2 separate regions of the Homo sapiens genome follow, and region 2 is linked to region 1. A link is an interaction called in ENCODE POLR2A ChIA-PET data of the cell type or tissue named here. Cell type or tissue: GM12878. All regions are shown on one strand. Each heading gives the region's core, and the rest is flanking DNA. Links, peaks and the distances in the headings are about the cores only.

Region 1 (5,000 bases), core at 1-5,000:
GACATCAAGTAAAAAAATGAGATAAAAAGTATGAAAATGCTTTAAAAAGTTAAAGCTATAAAAGCTCTTTAAATATGTAAAATGTTATATAGAGTCACATGTCTCAACTATGAAAAGCATTTTCTTTTTTTTTTTTTTGAGAGGGAGCCTTGCTCTGTTGCCCAGGCTGGAGTGCAGTGGCTCGATCTCAGCTCACTATGACCTCCGCCTCCCGGATTCAAGCAATTCTCCTGCCTCAGCCTCCCCAAGTAGCTGGGACTAAGGCATGCGCCACCACACCTGGCTAGTTTTTGTGTGTTTTTTTTCAGTAGAGGTGGGGTTTCGCCATGATGGCCAGGCTGGTCTCAAACTCCTGATCTCAGTTGATCCACCCGCCTCAGCCTCCCAAAGTACTGAGATCACAGGCATGAGCCACCACACCCAGCCAAAATTTAGAATTTTCTATTTTAAATTCCTTTTTTAAGTAAAAAGTTCATATCTAGGCAAAAATGAAGGCAGAGGTTGTGTAACTGAGAAATTACTGATAACTGAAAATTATTTTTTCATTTTTATTAAATGAAACCAATACCATATTTTCTGTGGTTACATTAAAACAATAAAAGTCTCCTAAAAAAGAACTACATTTTTCGATACATCAAATACCCACTGAACAAAGTTTTAAAAGTTTCTATTGCACTCAAAGCATGAATCAAAGGATGTTCAAAGGCTAAATTTTTGGAAAGTCTGAAACACATATTACAATTAATTACTTCAACAAAAAGCTCCTCATTAATTTTCCTTAAAATACCTTAAGACAAATTGCAGCTTTTCCTCTGTATATACACCAGTTTTTTATGTCCAACTGTCAAGTTTTCTCTTGGGTTCCATGCCATTATGTCAGAATATTAACTCTAGTTAGAGAGGTCTATAACTAAAATGCATAATATTCTATACCCATTCTACAATCCTGAAAATACCTAATGCATGCATTTATACAACCATCAGAACACATCTTAATGCCATATTTAAACACACGTTCTACTTACTGGACATTGGTAGAAAACTTCATTTTTGTTTCGGCCCTCTGCAGCTTCCACTGCTATGTACTGACTCAAACCAGTATGTATGCAAAAAGTTAAAGGGAGACAGTATTTCAGTCCCTGTCTCTGCTGGAATCCTCCGGCAGCTGTATCGACGTCTAACAAATCTTCAGAACGATAGTGATTAGACAGTGCCATGCTTCCCAATAACCTGAGGAGCATACAGACTCAAACATGTAATACACGGCAGTGCCAAAGAGCTGTGCTTCATCTTTCTGATGAATAATAATTTCCCACTCACAACTTTATAAGTACTAATTAACATGACAATTCTAAATCAGGAATACCCAAAGCACTATAATTTCTAAATATTTAATTCAAACTCTTTTGATTGGAAAAAAGATTCTGATTTAAATTGAAAATTAATTAAATGTCTAAATGGCAATGTTTTAAAAAGAAATACAGTTTTACTGTTTTCAACAATCTATCCTGCCATGATATATTGATTTGCTGGTGTTTTGCTAGCCATGTATGTGTGGCCAATTTAATGTTTAAAGAAGTAAATTCTCTGATGCTGTTATCTTGATACAACCTTTAGCTTACCCTATGCAACCAGACAGTATAAATGTAAAGCAGCTTAAACCTTGTCCAAAGTTTCAAAAACTTGGATGCCTGGGGTATAGATTAATCTCATTAAATATATATATAGCAATACAGGTATCAAGGTATTCCTTGATGAGATTCCTAAGTCTCAATGCTTGAGCCATGTATAGATAAAAATCCCTGTGTTGCAATTTATGACCTATTGGTCATGTCAGTTCTGGGCAACTCTTCTAACAAAGTTCTCTCCTGTTTGCTCTTAAAATCTGACAGTTTTTCAACTTTGTCAAGTTTCAGTTCAATAGGAAAAAATAGCCAATAATTTAGGGTCATCTAGTCCTAACTGACTTCTATGTCTGACCCATGCCTAGTATTTGATTTCTTTCTTTTTTTTTGAGACAGGATCTTGTTCTGTCACCCAGGCTGGAGTGCAGTGCTTACTGCAGCCTCAGACTCCTGGGCTCAAGAGATCCACAGCTCCTGAGTAGCTGGAGCTATAAGTGCATGCTACCAAGTCTGGCAAATTGTTTTTAACTTAATTTTTTATAGAGACAGGCAGGATCTTGCTATGCTACCCAGGTTGGTCTTGAACTCCTGACTTCAGGAGTCCTCCTGCGTTGGCATCCCAAAGAGCTAGTTTCAGGTGTGAGCGACCACACCCTGCCCCCAAGATTTGACTTCTGAATACCTTATAATCTCAATGTGATCACCTTTGGGATTCCCTGTACTCATTCAACCCTCATCTGAAATTGTAACAGAGCCTCACATGATTCTTCACATACAAAGGAACACCAGGTTCCAATAAGAACAGTGCAAAGTTCTCCTTAAATTCTTATTAGCATTTCACAAGCACAATGTCTCTGAAATAGCTTACTTTCATAAAAGTACAAAAGGAGTAGACCCATTCAAAGCATATATGCCTTCTAAAACTGTGGGTGAGTTTTGATGACTACTGCATGGTCTACTTTTACCCAAAAGTTCCACAATGTAAAGTGGATATAGTGGCTGGAAGGCTGAGGCAGGAGGATCCCTTGAGCCTAGGAGTTCAAGACCAGCCTGGGCAATATAGTAAGACCCCATCTCTAATAATAATAATAATAATAATAAAAAAATAAAAATTTAAAATAATAAAAGTTTATAAAACAAATCTTAAAAAAAAAAAAAAAAAGCTGAGCCAGGCACAGTGGTATATGCTTGTAGCCCCAGCTACTTGGGAGGCAGACGCAGGAGGACTGCTTGAGCCCAGGAGTTAAATACCACTAGCCTGGCAACACACCAAGACACCATCTCTTAAAAAAAAAAAAAAAAAAAAAAAAAGTCTGGGTGGTTTGCATCTGTAATCCCAGCACTTTTGGAGGCTGAGGCAGGAATTTTTTGAGCCCAGGAATTCAAGACCAGCCTGGGCAACATGACAAGACCCCATCTCTACAAAAAATACAAAAAAGTAGCTGGGCATGGTGGTGCGCCTGTACTTCTAGCTACTGGGACAGCTGAGGTGGCAGGATTGCTTGAGCCAGGGGAGTCAAGGCTGCAGTGAGCTGAGATCATGCTACTATACTCCAGGCTTGGGGACCGAGCAAGACCCTGTCTCAAAAAAAAAAAAAAAAGTTCCACAATAAATACTTCATTCTTTAGAATTAAATTTTAAACAGGCCATTCAATTATAGACTGTGTTTAATATGACAAAACAATTTTATTTAGTGTAGTGTATGCAGCTCTGGACAAATGATTGCTCTTTACATGTATAGTAGGTAGAATTTGCGTCAAGCTCCCAAAATAATTTGCCTGGCCTGTAATAAGATACACATTTCAAGAGTTCTGAAGAATTTGGTTAAAATATATCGCACATACCTTTACTGTATGTCCCATCCCCCATCCCATACCAGACTTCATTTTAACTATACAAATATATTGATAAAAATTGTGTTTTTATGAGATATATTTATTTTGGTAAAATCTAATTCAAGCTATAGATTTTGTCTTATGGATTGCTATAAAGGAGAAAGAGGGAATTCCCATGCTTCTTTAATTTGTTAAGGGTAACTACAAATACAATTTATTTACTTTCATTCTAAAAAATAACTTGCATCATTAAAAATAACCAAAACATTGAATATCTTACCCAGGAACCACTAACTTCTGTCCATTGTGAATTCGGTATGAACATCGATAATCGTCAGGAAGCTTGCAGCCAATCTGCGCTTCCACAGCATCGAGGTCTTCCTCTCGAGCACCCTCTATAAAGGCACAAAAAAGAGTGAATTGTGAAGAAACAGCCTTAAATCTAAGAAGAAATGCAATCTATCTGCTAACTAATGAAACAATCTTGGAATGAGTGAATTCTGTCCAAAATATATGGCTGAAATAGAAGGAAATGAATTGAAAACTAATTTGAAGCACTGAGAAAGCAAATTTCTTAGTTTCCTCCCAACAGGGAAAACACTGGCACTTAGTAAAACATGGAAAGTGGGCACCAATGAGATCCACAATAATGTTTTCACATTATAACACAAACCTCTAAATTTCCTAAATCTAAAATATTCATACTGCTTTATTTAAAATAAAAAAAAAAACAGCAAAACCCCTGGAAGTTCTCTAAACTGATGTTATTTAAGAGTTTTAACATTGACTCTTAATGGGAAATATAGGACATAAGGTATGGTTCATGTGTGAGGAGGCCATTAACTTGAACTCTATTTTGCATATTTGTAAACTTGCCACATATTCTAGCTTTGAGAAGTGGGAAATAATGACAAATACCAAGAGATGAGATCGACATTCAGCAGCAGCCCACCAGGTTGTTGGACTAAACCTCTTGCTGAATAGTGAAAACAAAAAATTGGCTTGAAGACTTTCGAAGAGTCACAACGGTAGGGGAGAGGGGTCCAGGAGAAGAGAGAGACTGAGAGGTGGGCCAGGCATCGGAAGCCACCTTGTCTTTAGACAAGAATTGCTGTCAATTCTGAAAGCAAATATGAGGTTGAGTGGCCAAGAAGCTGAGCAAAGCTTTAGGCAGTACCACAGGGCTAGAGGGCAAAACAAACAGAGTTCAGGGTCCACAAAGGAGAGAGGGACCTGGTAAAACCCAAGGTTTTTGGGCTAGGATTCTGACTGACATCCTAGGAAAAAGGATGAACTGAAAATAAGACTAGTCCTCACAAAGACTAAAGCCCAGCTTTCAATCATGTCAATCCCTGATTGCATTACAGTGATCTGCCCATTGACTAGCTGCTAGCCAAAAGCAAAAGTAATCTCTAGAAGAAAATAACATTACCCCAAAATTCAAATTATGTCTAGCAATAAATTAAAAACAACTAGGCCTATACCAAGACAAGATCTGACTAAAGAAAGAGGAAAAAATAGAAAATAGAACCAAATCCA
Region 2 (7,940 bases), core at 1,351-6,350, 160 kb after region 1:
AATCATGTTTAGTGCATGGACTGTACAAAAGAGGTAGTGGGCCCATTCTGGGTTATGGGAGGTAGTTTGCCAACCCCTGCTCTGTAACGTTACTCAAGGCGTGGTCCAGGGTTCAGTAGCTCAGTAACAATTTGTTGGAAATGAAAACTTAGGGGCCCCACCCTAGACTTACTCAATCAGGATTACTAGGGAAAAAAAAAAAAATAGGAATCTCTATCTTTGCAAGCTCACCAGCTATTTTTATGCACACTGAAGTTTGAGAATTACAGATGTGGTTCTCAAACACACATATGTGCAAAAGCCTGTATGTACAACAATGTTCCTAGCAGCATTATTTGTGATAAACCCGGACTGAAAACAACCCAAATGTCCAGGAACAGTAAAATGTCTAAAAGCAGTAAAATAGGTAAACCAAATAATATTCAGTAATGAAAATACACAAAGTAGGCTTTATGCTCATATTATGCAATATGGATAAACCTTTTAAAGAATGTTGAGCACAAAGGAAAATCCATCAGGAGGCTGAGGCAGGAGGATCACTTGAGGCCAGAAGTCCAAGTCCAGCCTAGGGCAACACAGCAAGACCCTATCTCTACAAAAAAAATTTAAAAATAGCCAGATGTGGTGGCACACACCTGGAGTCCCAGCTCCTCAGGAGACTGAGGTAGGAAGATCACTTGAGCCCAGGATTTCAAGGTTGCAGGGAGCTATGGTCACACTACTGCACTCCAGCCTGGGCAATAGAGCAAGACCCTGTCTCTTAAAAAAATCAATAAATCAATAAACAAATACATCCAGACACAAAAGAATATGAACTCTATGATTCTGTACAACAATATAAAGTTCAAAAATAGACACTATTGTTTTGGAGTGAGCACTTAAATGGCAAAACGGTCAAATGAGGCAAGGAAGTTATACTTAAAATCAGGATTGTGATCTTTGGGAGGAAAAGGGGTGTTGTGTTTAAATGGGCACATAGGACGCTTCTAGTGAGCTGACAATGTCCTATTTCTTGACCCGGGTGATTATAGCATCTGTATTCACTTTATGATAATTTGTTAAAGTGTACATTTATGTTTTATGCACTTTTCTCTATGTGTGATTTTTTCACAATAAAAAATTAAAAGGAAAAATAACTGCGAGTAGTGGCAACTTTCTGAGCTAGCCCTGTGTATAGAACCTGCCAGATCCACTTCACACCTTGACTTCCTGCTTGGCCAATTCCCTGTAGCCCACCCAACTGCAAGTTGCAAATTTATAGGCCAACTGAGCCCAGATGGTTTCCTGCGATAGCTGCTAGGGGCATAATAATGAATACATGTCTCCCAGCACGTTCCCGAATGCATTTTGGCAGGATTTTTCCTGCAGGCAGTAAAACCTTGTTACAAAGTCTCTCTCTGTCTCAGGGGCTTGGCCACATTGCAATTGAGCCACACTGCCTCCTGTTCCAGGCAGCCATCATCCTTGCTCCACATAGCATCCTTGAGAGCTGGCTTTTTCTCCATTGTCCTGTGAAGCTGGTTGATTGATTGTTACTAATAATCATTGCATTTCAGAAACTCGGATTCCTGTCCTCACAGCTGGAACTTTCTCTTCACACTAATTAGAAAACCATCCTCTGGGAAATGCGGCATCTTTATTGAGTCAATCTTTGGTGATGACTAAGTCAACTGGCAAGATGAAGTTTACATCAGGGAGATGAAGGCACTAAAACCCTTCCAGTACACTGGTCCCAGGCCTGAAGCCAATAAGCCAGGCTGACCTGACAGATATCCAGACCCCCACATCTAGAGAAACTAAGGGTTGCATTACAGAAGGACTAGCTAGAGGTTGGGGTCAACCCAGGGGTCAAAGAGCCATGCCAGCTATGATCCCCCAGTTTTCTTCCCCTTCTTCCTAATTTACAGTAGCTCTGGGTATTAGCTGCATAATTAAGACCACATTTCCCAGACTCCCTTGCAGTTAATACAGTCATGTGACTAAATCCTCATTAATAAGAATGCAAGCAGAAGTGGTATCTGGAACTTCTAGGAAAGGTCCATGTCCTTCTCCTTTCCCTTCTGTGTTGCTTGGAAGCTTTAGCTTCCATACCAATGAATAGCAAAGCATCATACAAGTTCTGGACTAATTTTCTGCCTTTTTTTTTTTTTCAAGACAGGGTCTCACTCTGTCACCAAGGTCTGAGTGCAGTGGCGCGATCTCAGCTCACTGCAGCTTCAACTTCCCAGCTTCAAGCAATCCTCCAACCTCAGCCTCCCAAGGAGCTGGGACTACAGGCGTGCACCACCATGCCCAAATAATTTTTTTTTGTAGAGACAAGGTCTCACTATGTTGCCCAGGCTGGACGCAAGCAATCCTCCTGCCTCAGCCTCCCAAAGGGCTGGGATTATATGCATGAACCATGGCACCTGGCCTTAATTTCCTGGCTTTTGTTAAAAAAAAAGAAAAGAAAAGAAAAGAAACTTCTATCTTGTCTAAGCCACTGCTTTGGAGGAGTTTCTGTCACTTGTATTTGAACCCAGTCTTAATTGGTACAACAGCTTTTGTCAATGGTAAAGAAGTGGAAACAACCTTAGTGGCCCACAAGAAAGGACTGGCTAAATTCGTTCACTCATTTACTTACTCATTTATCGCATTTTTAATGAGTGCCCACCACATGCTCGGCTTTGATCTAGGCTCTGAGCTATGGGGGATATAGTGGTAAAAAGGTATTGTCTCTACCCTGAAGAACTTTGTTAGAAGAGGAGGCAGAAGGCATAAGTAAATGCGCAATACAATGATGTGTAATTAGCGGAACCACAGAGGCTAAGTAGTTAAAAAAACATTTTAAAACAGGATAGGAAAAATGGTGACGCATTGCTAAAAAGGGGATAATTAAAGATCATGCACAGTGAGTTCAATTTGTAAAACAGCATATATATTTGCATGGAGAAAAAACTAAACTGATATATGCTTTTTCTGAACACCTTGAACAGCAGTGGTATTTAGTAGGTAAACAATAAATGATTAATGAATGAAAGAATCTATTTCAAGATCAAGGGATTATTTTTTCTAGGTATTTTTCTGTACTTTCCAAATGCCGCCCAATAAGTATGTATTACTTTTGTAATAAGGAAAAAATATCAACATTAGGAAACTGTGAATTAGGGAGTTAAGGATCAAGATGACGTGTAGAGCAGCGATTTTTGTTAGAATGCAAACTAAGCTGTGCTAGACTTAGTCTCAAAAAGAAATGTAAGTCTGAGGTCTGAGTTTGGCCTCTCCCTAACGGGCGGAGACTGTGGCTCTCCACCCCATGCACGGTCCGGAAGCAGGCAAGCAAGTTTGCCCTGGGCTTTGTTCTACATTTTAGTGGGGCAGGGCCCACTGCAGCCAAGTTATTAAGCACTAGGTCTCTCACTTCTCTTCCCCTGGCTCCTCTCTGCTGGGCCTCCTGCCCTACCATCAAGGCAGCTGTTGTTGTTTTGTAGAGGCTAATTAACTCCACACTGCATGAAGCCAGACGCTAATTGGCCCACTCACTTAATCAACCTTAATGTCTCTCTTCTGGTGGACACGGCTGCTGCTTTTTGTTCCCCTGATCATCAACAAACGTGGTTCCAGGCGAATGGCAGCAACAGCCTCTGGTGGTAACAGCCCTCAGCCTGTCACCTACCACGGGAAATACTGAGGCTCATTTTGACACCTCAGCTCAGTGGACAGGCCCTCAAGTTCATGATCACCGAAGCATCTTGAAACCTGAGCTTATTGCTGCTCTTCCAAACATTGCATGATGATATGAGTCATCAGATGGTTGGTTACTCAAGAGAATTGGCCTCATCTCTGTCTGTTGCTGACACATAGTTAAGACTATAACATCTAACTTATACAGCTACCTTTTGCTGAGTGTTTTTTTTTTTTCTGTAGCACTGTGTCGGGGCCTTTCCAATGGAACATGAACACAACATTGCACAGAGTAGGTAAGCAATACAGATTTTTAACCGAATGAGGAAGAAACACCATTCTTATCCCATTTGTCAGATGAGGACACTGAGGCAACAATAATGTTTACATCTGTAATTGAAATGATGTACATATTCCTATAAGATTAGGACCAAGAAGTATTCTAATCCCCCCAACCTTTTTTTTTTTTTTTTTTGAGAAATGGAAGCTTTCCAAAAGAAAAATGACTTTCCTAAGGACAGAAGAGTATGACAAACAGAATAGTGCTACCCTTCCCAAAGATGTTTACCTGTGGCTGGGTGCGGTGGCTCACGCCTGTAATCCCAGCACTTTGGGAGGCCAAGGCGGGTGGATCACGAGGTCAGGAGATCGAGACCATCCTGGCTAACACGGTGAAACCCTGTCTCTACTAAAAAATTCAAAAAAATTAGCTGGGCGAGGTGGCAGGCACCTGTAGTCCCAGCTACTCGGGAGGCTGAGGCAGAAGAATTGTGTGAACCCGGGAGGCGGAGCTTGCAGTGAGCCGAGATCGTGCCACTGCACTCCAGCCTGGGCGACAGAGCAAGACTCCGTCTCAAAAAAAAAAAAAAAAAGTTTACCTGCTAATCCCCAGAAGCTATACATTTGTTACCTTAGATGCAAAACAACCTTGGTGGTGTGATTAAATTAAGATCTGGAGATGGGAAGTTTCTCCTGGAGCATTTAGTTGGGTCCAATGTAATCACAAGGGTCCCTATAAGAGGGAGACGGAAGTCTATGAGTAGAGAAAGCTGTAAGAACAGAAGCATATGTCAGATAGGAGAGAAGAAGCTGCTGGCTTTAAAGATGGAAGAATGGGCCACAAGCCAAGGAATGCAAGAAGCCTCTGGAAAATGCAAGCTGGAAAACAGAAGGAGATAGATTTTCCCCTGAAGTCTTCAGAAGAAATGCAGTGCTGCCAACACCTTAATTTTAGACTTCTGACCTCCAGAACTATAAGAGAATAAAACTTAACGTTTTAAGCCACTAAGTTTACGGTAATTTGTTACAACAGCCATGGCAAATGAATACTGATTTTGTTACTGCAGCAATACAAAACTGATACACACTGCAAGTGGAAGATTTAAAGGGCTTGACATTTAGGCATTAGGATGTGAAAACCCTTTTTCACTGAATTGATGAGATTTTTCCATACCTAATCAGTGTATGGTGATTTTGAATTCTAGCTTCCCATAAAGATGAAGATAACTGGGCAGGTGGAACTGTTGGCCTGCCTTCTCACTGCCAACATTTCCTCTGTCTCCTTCCTAGTCTATTCTACACTTCCTGCCCTTTTACTTCCTCTTCTTCCTCAAGCACCTAAAGCCCAACCTTGCCAGGCACAGTGGCTCACATCTGTTATCCTAGCACTTTGGGAGGCCAATATGGGTGGATCACCTGAGCCCAGGAGTTCAAGACCAGCCTAGGCAACTTGGCAAAACCCTGTCTCTACAAAAAATATAAAAAATAAGCCAGGTGGGGTGGCAAATACCTGTCAAGTCCCAGCCACTCAGGAGGCTCAGGTGGGAGGATCACCTGAACCTGGGGAAGTCAAGGTTACAGTAAGCTGTGATTGCGCCACTGCACTCCAGCCTGGGCAACAGGAATGAGACCCTGTCTCAATAAATAAATAAATAAATCCAGCCTCACAATATAGCTCATCTGGGGGAAACCATGTTTCTGTGTCAATCTGAAGGTCAGCTTTAACCAGGGCAGAAAGAGTCACAGAACTTGTGGGAGGTTGGTGTTTGGGAGACGGTAGACAGAACATTTAAACTCTTGTGTTTGAATTCTACCTACCCTGCCTGCTTCCAGCGTGCCTCCATTTCATCCTCCATCTGAAAGCTTGTTGTAAGGATGCAATGAAATAACCCATGTTGGGCCGGGTGCGGTGACTCTCGCCTGTAATCCCAGCACTTTGGGAGGCTGAGGCGGGCAGATCACCTGAGGTCTGGAATTTGAGACCAGCCTGGCCAACATGGTGAAACCCCTGTCTCTACCAAAAATACAAAAAATTAGCTGGGCGTCATGGTGGGCGCTTGTAATCCTAGCCACCTGGGAGGCTGAGGCAGGAGAATCACTTGAACGTGGGAAGTGGAGGTTGCAGTGAGCCGAGATCATGCCACTGCACTCCAGCCTGGGCAACAGAGTAAGACTCTGTCACCAAAAAAAAAAAAAAAAGAAAGAAAGAAAGAACCCATGTCATGCTTAGCATAATACCTGGCAATGATAAATGCTCAACAGATGTTTGTGATAATGACACTGACTCAAGCTGAGCTCCTGGTTCTCAGGAGCCTGGGTTTACTCCTCAGAGGCTTAAGATCTAGAGCAGTGGTTCTCAAACTATAGCATGCACCAGGTTCCTCTGGAAGGGACTGAGCCTCTCTTCCAGAGTTTGATTCAGTAGGTCTGGGGTGGGGCCTGAACATCCGCCCCAGGCAATGGGGATTCAGCGGCACCAGGGACTACACTTTGAGAACCACTGATTTAGAGCTGAGACTCAACGATGGTGCCTTCATTATTGTTCCCCAGCGCCCAGCACAGTGTCTGACATATAATAGGCATTCAACAAATATTTGTGGAATGAATACATTTTTTTCCACTGTCTCCCTGAGGCTTTAAATGTCTGGGAAGCTGCCCTTCTCCATAAAAGAATCCCATTCTCTATCTTTTTTATCGCCATCATATTTACCACAACTTGGTGCTGACAATCTCCTCTTCATAGACTCCCTGTTTTCCCCTTGAATACCCTCCATTTCCACAGTGAGTGTCTCTCCCCTGGATCTCAACCTTTTCCATTAACTCCATGCACTGCACAGCCTGTTCCGGGACATCAAACTTTAATTTAAACAGAAAATGATCAATAAGCTTAGCAAATTGCCCATGGCAACCTATGCTGAGTGAATCAAAGAGTTTTATAGGTAATTTAAAGGGTGTCTTCACTCATCCCTCAAGGTAAAGCTTAGCACATTGACAAGAGCCCTTTTCCGCCCTGGCTCAGGAAGCTCTGGAAGGAAATGGAAGAGAAAGGACTTAGGTCCTGGGGTTGGAGGAGGCTGGGCCAGGAAGGAAAGATCTGTCTTTTAGGATTAAAAGCTTCTAAGAAAAAAACACTGACATTAGATATCGAACCCTGTGTGAGTTGGGGGGTTTTGGATTGCAGAAAACAGAAATAGACTCTGGATAACTTTAGAAAATAAAAATAATTCCACTCTATAGGGTGTAATTGAAGAAAAAAGCAAATAGCTGGGTCTTATATTAGCAACCAGGGCTGCTTTCTCATAGGTGCTGTTTAGGGATGTATCTGCGCTGCTTTCTCTGTGTCTTTTGATTCAAGATTCGTATTCCAAGTAAACATCTGAGCAGCCTCACTGGGTTCCAGTCATGGCCTTCCCTTGGCCCGAGGGGAAAGGTGCCTGATGGAAAGTCTCACCAAGAATGTAAGTGGGAAGAGAAGAACAGCAAGGTGAGGAGTTACTGAGGAAGGGAGTGGTGAAGCAGGACTGGCAAACACATGTTTCTACTAAGGAACACTTCTGATGTTAAGAGTTATTTTTTTTCCAAACGAGAGCAGCCAATTTGTCAGAATATATGAGTATTTATGAGATCCTGGGGTCCATGCAGGACTTTGAAGGACCATCAAGCACATAGCCTGTTTATGTGCCCAAGCCAGGGAGCTATTGTTTTCTAAGAATATCCCCAGCCTCCTCTGAGAAGATTGTCCACTTCTAACTCCTTACAAACAAGGCATTCTTCTTTCTTTCCAGGGTGACATTAGAAATATTTGATGACTGGCATGCCACAGGCATGGACTAATCAAAAGAACAGCTGTAAAGAGCACAGAAGACCAAACTGGTCCATGCCACTGATCATCAGTCTAGTGTCTCCTGAACTCAAGTAGGGCATTGAAAGCCCATTCCTTCTAATCTGCACAATGAATGTCTAGAATGGCTTCTCTTTCCTTGGGAGAAGTACTGGGG

What was found. ChIA-PET counts read pairs that join two places held together with the same protein. Peaks named below come from ENCODE experiments on the same cell type or tissue, not always from the same donor. Only the 100,000 strongest peaks of a DNase experiment are listed, where the experiment ranks them.
Region 2: POLR2A ChIA-PET joins it to region 1 with 7 read pairs; 2 of 35 experiments call an interaction of 5 or more read pairs at or near these places.

The regions. Positions count from the first base shown.
Region 1 is chr11:33,754,746-33,759,745 of GRCh38, forward strand. It overlaps FBXO3 (F-box protein 3), which reads right to left. Exons shown (of 11, transcript NM_012175.4): 4 at 3,742-3,856; 5 at 1,026-1,230. Among named protein-coding and RNA genes, the nearest start is that of FBXO3, 17 kb to the right of the region's middle. In GM12878, for the core only: no CTCF peak of the experiment used is centred there; no DNase peak of the experiment used is centred there.
Region 2 is chr11:33,909,177-33,917,116 of GRCh38, forward strand. It overlaps LOC105376621 (a long non-coding RNA gene), which reads left to right. Exons shown (of 3, transcript XR_931176.3): 3 at 1,557-2,462. LOC124902659 (a long non-coding RNA gene) reads left to right here and starts at 3,921. Exons shown (of 2, transcript XR_007062648.1): 1 at 3,921-3,959; 2 at 4,738-4,947. In GM12878, for the core only: no CTCF peak of the experiment used is centred there; a DNase peak (open chromatin) is centred at 3,605; H3K27ac peaks cover 875 bases.